2 separate regions of the Homo sapiens genome follow, and region 2 is linked to region 1. A link is a contact called in ENCODE Hi-C or POLR2A ChIA-PET data. All regions are on one chromosome and are shown on one strand. The core of a region is the stretch at or near the end of the contact, and the rest is flanking DNA. Distances in the headings are between cores, read along the strand shown. Region 1 overlaps NAV2 (neuron navigator 2). Region 2 overlaps NAV2 (neuron navigator 2).

What was found. A loop is a pair of places that touch in the nucleus more often than their neighbours do. ChIA-PET counts read pairs that join two places held with the same protein, here RNA polymerase II (POLR2A). Pooled maps may share reads with other maps.
Region 2: a loop to region 1 is called in a map of Caco-2, with 8 times the contacts of the local background. The contact joins two enhancer-like sites. A Hi-C loop is called at or near these places in 1 of 168 maps with a recorded cell type or tissue (Caco-2) and 2 of 50 pooled maps. POLR2A ChIA-PET finds 5 or more read pairs at or near these places in 2 of 52 experiments (HepG2 and PC-9).

The regions. Positions count from the first base shown.
Region 1 is chr11:19,901,622-19,904,873 of GRCh38, reverse strand. All of the region lies in intron 6 of NAV2 (neuron navigator 2), which reads right to left. Among named protein-coding and RNA genes, the nearest start is that of NAV2-AS3, 78 kb to the left of the region's middle. Within about 2 kb of position 1,618, at least 2 of the 41 ENCODE cell types and tissues checked have a DNase peak (open chromatin) inside an H3K27ac peak, as active enhancers do.
Region 2 is chr11:20,033,976-20,037,320 of GRCh38, reverse strand. It overlaps NAV2 (neuron navigator 2), which reads right to left. Exons shown (of 38, transcript NM_145117.5): 12 at 1,224-1,362. Among named protein-coding and RNA genes, the nearest start is that of NAV2-AS2, 14 kb to the left of the region's middle. Within about 2 kb of position 1,405, at least 8 of the 41 ENCODE cell types and tissues checked have a DNase peak (open chromatin) inside an H3K27ac peak, as active enhancers do.

The DNA of each region.
Region 1 (3,252 bases), core at 369-2,868:
GCTATTGTAAGAAACCTCACCTGTAGCATCCCTAGCAAGTGATATTCCAGCCTCTATTTGAATACCTCTGGGGTCAGGGAACTCACTACTCTCAAGAGAGCCTATTCAACTGTGAGAAGACAAATGTGAAAAGTTCTTTTCACAATATACATATGGAGCCAAAGTTTGCCTCCCTGTATTTTTTTTTTACTTTTACTCCCTATGTCCAGAGAGAGAAGAAAAAAGCTAGTTCAGGATATAGATCTTCATTTGTGCAAGGGAACTGGTTTCTGTCCATAAAACTGTTTTCAAAAACATCCTTTATTTCCAACCATTGTGTGGGAGAATGGGGATCATGGGCACAATGGACCCTGCAAACTTTGGCTATGGGTCTCACCCTGAAGAGGTTGTACCTAGTCCAGAGAATTAAGTTTCTACCTAATCCAGAGAATTAAGTTCATTCATAGTACCCCTCTTTTTTTTTTATAAGACCAGTTACCACAAAATGTAATGATACTGTTTGCATTTGTTTACTGTCTCTTCCATCAGACTTTAAGTTCCATGCAGGCAGAAATAATCTGCTTTTTCACTTTTGAATACTCAGTGACTGGCATAATGCTTGGTACATAGAAGACATTCAATAAATAACCTCAGACACATGAATATATGAAGGACTGAATTCCAAGTACATGAATGTATAATAAATAAGGGAGAGAATCATTTATTCCACACTATACAGTCTGGTTTAGAATTATTTGCCTCTTAAAAATGGAACCAAATCTAGCATAACCTTTTTGCAGCAAAAATCAACTAGTGCCTTCAAAAATCCTTCTCCTTAGGGCTAAACCTGATCCTTGAATCCACCAGCTGGCTGCCTGCCCAAGTGAGTGGGTGGACGGCTTTGTGAAGACCAATTTTAGCTCAGGCCTGCTGTCAGTTCCTCACCACTCAAGAGAAAGTCTTTCCACTAGGCCACATGAACCTGATCACACCCACACTGTGGGTTTTCTCCATTTCACATACATTCTCCTAAATTGAGGAAACAAATGTGGGGAGGCCCTGTCTGGAAGAAAGCATTTAGACAGTCTGCAAGTTATTATCCTCCCAAGCACAGTGCCTGAGAATGCCAGGCTAGAAACCAAGGATCCTCTAGGAAACACACACAAAACTTGGGCAGTAGGGGGCAGCAGTGACTTACAGTCCTAGGCTGTCCTGGAGCCAAAGGACTTTTTTTTTTTTTTCTTAAACTTTTCTTTTTCCAAGCTATGTAATTATAGCTTCCCCACTCCACATTTAGATTTCCCACTCCACATTTCAGAAAAATGCTGTGATTCTCCAACTCTGAAAAAGGCAAAGGGAGCATTAGATGTTAAGAGGCTGCCTTTACCTTTGCTCTTATGAAGGAAGCAGGCCAGGCCATTGATTTCCATCAGCAGTTGTTATCTGTGCATTGTCCACAAAGTTTGGGGAGCCTTGCCATCATAAAAACAAGCATAACCACTGCTAAGGAATCATGGCAGGAGCTCCTAGGACACTAAGAATGTGAACTGTGTCCATGAGGCCTTGGCACAAACCACCGTGTAGCATGACCATTCGTCCACAGGGTGTGACACCTGCAAATGGCCCATGTGTCACTCTCACCACCAAGTAGATATACCATGACCATTGTCTCAAATATTCTCATTGCAACCCCGACACCTTCATCAGGAGAAGACGGCTCCCTGGCACGTGGGCTACACACTGGTACCCTAATGAAATGCACACGTTGATGGAATCACAAAGGCAAGCTGCAGCTAAGAAACAAGCACTTTATTTGCGAGAGTCACTGAAGCCTGAGGATGTCATGTCCTCGGCCCAGAGAGGCAGCCAAGTGCACATTCACAAGAAACTCCTCAGTAAGTAGTTGCAGCTACATGAGCTGCCAGGCTTTACTGTTCAGGGTCTCTCTCCTCAGCACTCCATGCTTGCACTTCACATTGTGAACATGGGCTACATATGCTCACAGAAATGTTAGTTTCATTTATCCCAAAATATATGTATCTTCTCATGCTGTTGAACACTGTCAAATACCTAAACTTGGAGGACATAAACTTTTAAAGCGGACCTTAAACTAAGGGATGACCGAACTAAGTCCTGACTACAGATGAGAGCTTGATAAAAATGACTATTATGAGAGCACCCAGAAAGGTAAATACTTCTCCCTCCCAATGATCCTTGAAATGAAACTGAATTCATGTATGTGTGATAGTTTCCACGTAACAGATGGAAGCAAGAGAAATGCTGAGATTTATCATCTGAAGATCGGATGAACATCAACTAGTCATTTTCAATTCCTGAGACAAGACTAATCAAATAGATCTTTCATCTTTCCAAATGATATATTTTCTCTTTTTCTCTACTCCTTGTTACAAAAAGCCAGGTTTATTGTATTTTAGAGAAAGGATATATAGCAGAACCATAAGTTCACACATTGGTTTTGAAATGTATCCATATTTAGAGACAAACAAACATGGTGGCATTCTTCTTCTCTGTGAAAAAAGGATGGCTTCAGCATTAAAGGTTATTAGTTTCACACATTAGAGGGATTTTTGTGTCTCCTCTTCTGAAGGCTCTTTTAAATTACACAGTAGATCAAGAAAATGACTCCCAAAGGGGGCAAAAGACTGCACTGGATACAATTTCTTTCACCTTGATGTTTGACTGTAATGCTTGAGGTTAAGGACAAAAGCTAGGGTGGAGTAAGGGCAGTTGGGCACGTCACTCAGGTGCCTCTCTAGGCAGCTTTAATAGTGCTCGCCCTTCCTCTGAACAGGACAGTGCTCTCCTCCACATAAAGTACCACCAAGCTCTGCAAGTGCCAAGGAGACAAAGAGCTAAAAGATGATTCTCCAGCTAGGGCAAGGTGAGCCAACTTCTCCCTCAGAGCACCTCTTTGTCTTGTATTCCCTCTGCTTCCCTATTTAGACCTCAAAGGGACACTTTCTTTTTAATATTGCCAGTCTAAGGAAGAATCTGTTAGCTTAGCAGAAACAAGACAGCAATGAAAATGTAAAAATGAAAAATGCAAGAAAGAACTTTGCTAAAGGTTAGTGAGGCAATAGCACAAAGCCAAAAGAAAATAAGACCTATGCAAGTAGTTAAGTCTACCCAGTGTAAGTTGCTGGTTCTGAGAATAAATTTCAATATGTATATGACAAAATGTATACATACATTTAAATGATTCCCCATTTATTAATCTCCTGCTATGTGCTAGGCATTTGTCTGGGTGTCTTA
Region 2 (3,345 bases), core at 156-2,655, 130 kb before region 1:
TCAGCTCCTATCTGTATGAAGTAAAGCACTGCTGAGAAAGGAAGAGGTTATGGAAGGGAGTGAAAGACGGGGCAGTGCTAGTTCTGCCTCCCCGCAAGGTTGCTCTGAGAGACTTTGTCCCAAACAGATTTCTCCAAGGGTTCGCCAAAGATGGGGGGTGGGGAGGGGTGGCGCCTGCAAATGGGAGGGATCAATCATGAAAAAGATTCCAGCCTACGACGCCAATGCCACCACAGCTGGCCAGTTCTGGTGCTGGTCAGTCCCAAACTGGGGACAAGCTGTGAGGACAGCACTTTACGTTTCCACTAGTAAAATGGGCCTTTCAGAACCATCCCTTGCCAATCATGAAGGAATGGTCTGAGGGTCAGTGAACGTGTCCACATGAAACTACACCACATTTGAAACATGAAATCTGAAGCCTTAAAGTAGGAATGGAAAACTCCAGTGCCTTGGGGTCAGGCAGGTAATTTAAGGAGTACAGCTGGCCAGCAGGGTAGCAGCTGTGCACACTGGAGCAGGAGTGGCAGGTCTAAGGGGTTGGATACTGGGACATCTGTTGATTGTCACCACATGGAGAATGTAGGCTCAAGGAAGCAATATCTTTGTTTTTCTCAAGAGCAACCAGGAAGACATTTTCATGTGAAATAATATAATTCTAAAAATTTGACAGGGAATCTAGTTTAAAAGAAGGGTAACACTGTGGGCCAAATAAAACACGTCAGCAGGGGAATGTAACCCAGAGACAGAGTTCTCAACCACAGGTCAGGACATCCCGGCCTTCCGGTCCAGGGTTCTCAATCTTTATTTCCACCCCATCCTCCTACAGGGATTAGACACGTGCCCCTGGATAGCAGTGGCTTGCTGCGGCAAATAAGAGACACACACTCTGGGCTGAAAATTGCTAAAGTCCCACATCCTTTTCTGTTGTTTGTTTTTAAACAAATTATGAAACCGAGGTCCAGGGAGGAAGAGTGATTTCATCAAGTCCACACAGTGAGGGTGGTGAAGCCTCCCTACTCCCGTGTCCACCATCCGCTGCCTGACCCCTCCCTTGTGGACACAGGTCAGGGTCAGGAGGTGAGAGCAGAGGCGGCAGGAGGCTGGGCCTCATCTCATCAACCTGGAGATTCTGGTTGCCCCAAATGGCCCTCTTACCCCACAAGCCCAAGGTTCCCTGCTGCCAGAGGCTGCTGGAGGAGCCTGGGAGGGCCTGTGTTCCTCACCTGCACATCCAGGTTTTTTCGAGAGGAGGCAGGTGTGTTGGCATAAGAGCTGATGGAGGAGCTGGTGTTGATGTCATCAGTGCTGAGGTTGTCTATGGTGTCGCTGATGCCGCTGCTGACGGAGCTGCTGTCGTCCCAGCTGCCAAGACAAACACACATCCTGAGCACCAAAACCTCAGGCTGTTCCAGCTCAGGCTGATGACACAGACAGACAAACACCATCCCCGAAAAGATCCAATCTGTGCCATGAAGCCCCGGACAAAGCTCTCTTGACTCAGATGTGACTCATCTCCACATCAATCATTGCTGTCTGGGATTGGAAGCTGGGTGAAGAGGCTGACAGATACCTTCCCCAAACTAAGTGCTTCCATAGCAGGGGTGGCTACAGACACTACCCATGTCCTACCCCATTCTCAACTTCATCCTGAGAATTTTATGGAAACCAATTTGTTCCTTCCCAGGCCTAGTGGCAGAGTAGGGGCAGTGAGTCTGGGGACTAGAGCTAAAAGCATGCAGGGAAGGACTCCGCAGCAGGCACCTGTCGGGTCAGAGGGCAGAGCTGCTGTATGACTTCTGCAGACTTCACTCCTGGAATGAAACGCCGAGCGAGGGAGAGCGGCAACAGTTAGGAGAAACCTGTCAACTTGGTTAGCAGCTCTAACTCTAATAATATCCCCAAATACATCTAAAATAGATGTTCTTCATTTCCCAACCCTCCAACCGAATGAGGTCAGTCCCAAGCTGCCTAAGTCCAGTCTCCTAGCAATGGTTCTTTCTTTCTTTTTTCTTTTGTACCATCTCCCCACCTGCCAATACCACCACCACGTTTAATCCAGCACCCAGTCCTATCACCTTGCTTCCAAAACATATCCAAATGTGCAGTTCTCTGCCCCCACTGCCACCCTGCAGTTCATGGTGCGGTCAATGCTGCCTGGATTACTGCTAAAAGGCCAGCTGGTCTCTGTGGTCTGCTTCTGCTCCCTAATGGTCCATCCGCCCGCAGCAGTCAGAATATCCTGTCACTTTACTGCTTAATACCCTTGAGTTGTTTCTCAGGTAATTAAGAGTCCAAACTCTCTATATGGCCCCTCAAGACCCTCTGAGCTTGCCTCCTACCCCAGTCCTGTTTTGCACCCCTCTCCATTGCGAGTGGCTCTGATCACATGCACTTCTGTTCCTTCTAAGCCAAGATTGCTCTCTTTGAGGCTTTCTGTTGCTTGTCCCTCTTTCTGAACACTTGCCCCTGCCTCCTCTCATCTTTCAGATCTCAGCTGAAGAGTTACCTTCTCAGGAAAACCACCCCACCAGCCATCAAGCCTGTCACACTCTGTCACGTCACCCTGTTGCATTTACTCATTTGTTTGCTGTGGTGTAGCAGATATGTAGCAAGTGCTCAATAAATACTTGCTAATCGAGGGCTGGGCACAGTGGCTCATGCCTGTAATCCCAGCACTTTGGGAAGCCAAGGCGGGTGGATCACCTGAGGTCAGGAGTTCGAGACCAGCCTGGCCAACATGGTGAAACCCCATCTCTACTAAAAGTACACAAAAATTAGCCGGGGGTGGTGGCACATGCCTATAATCCCAGCTACTTGGGAAGCTGAGGCAGGATGATTGCTTGAACCCGGGAGGCAGAGGTTGCAGTGAGCTGAGATCACACCACTGCACTCCAGCCTGGGCAACAGAGTAAGACTCTGTCTCAAAAACAAACAAACAAACAAAAAAAAAAAAAAAAACAAAAAAAAAACTTGCTGATCGAAACTTACAGAAGTGAGAAGTCACGTAGACAATAAAGCAGAATTCCAAGATCAGTGTGACACTACTCTAATTGACCTATAGGGGAAAAGGGTATTATTGTTTTTCTATTGTACAGGCAGAGAAAGTGAGGCTTAGAAAAAAATAGATACCCTGTACAAGGTCAGAGGGCTAGGAAGAGACAGAGTGGATCTTGATCGAGCCATTCTGATTCCAGAACCAACTACCCTCTTTACTGTGACTGCAGACAGTTTTGTATTATGTCAATTCTCAGCACACACCAGATGTGACACAGCCCACTTTCTCAGGAGGACGCCAGGCTTGGGAGGCCAGGCAGCCTGGTTAAAGGCCGCTCAGCCAGGAGTGGC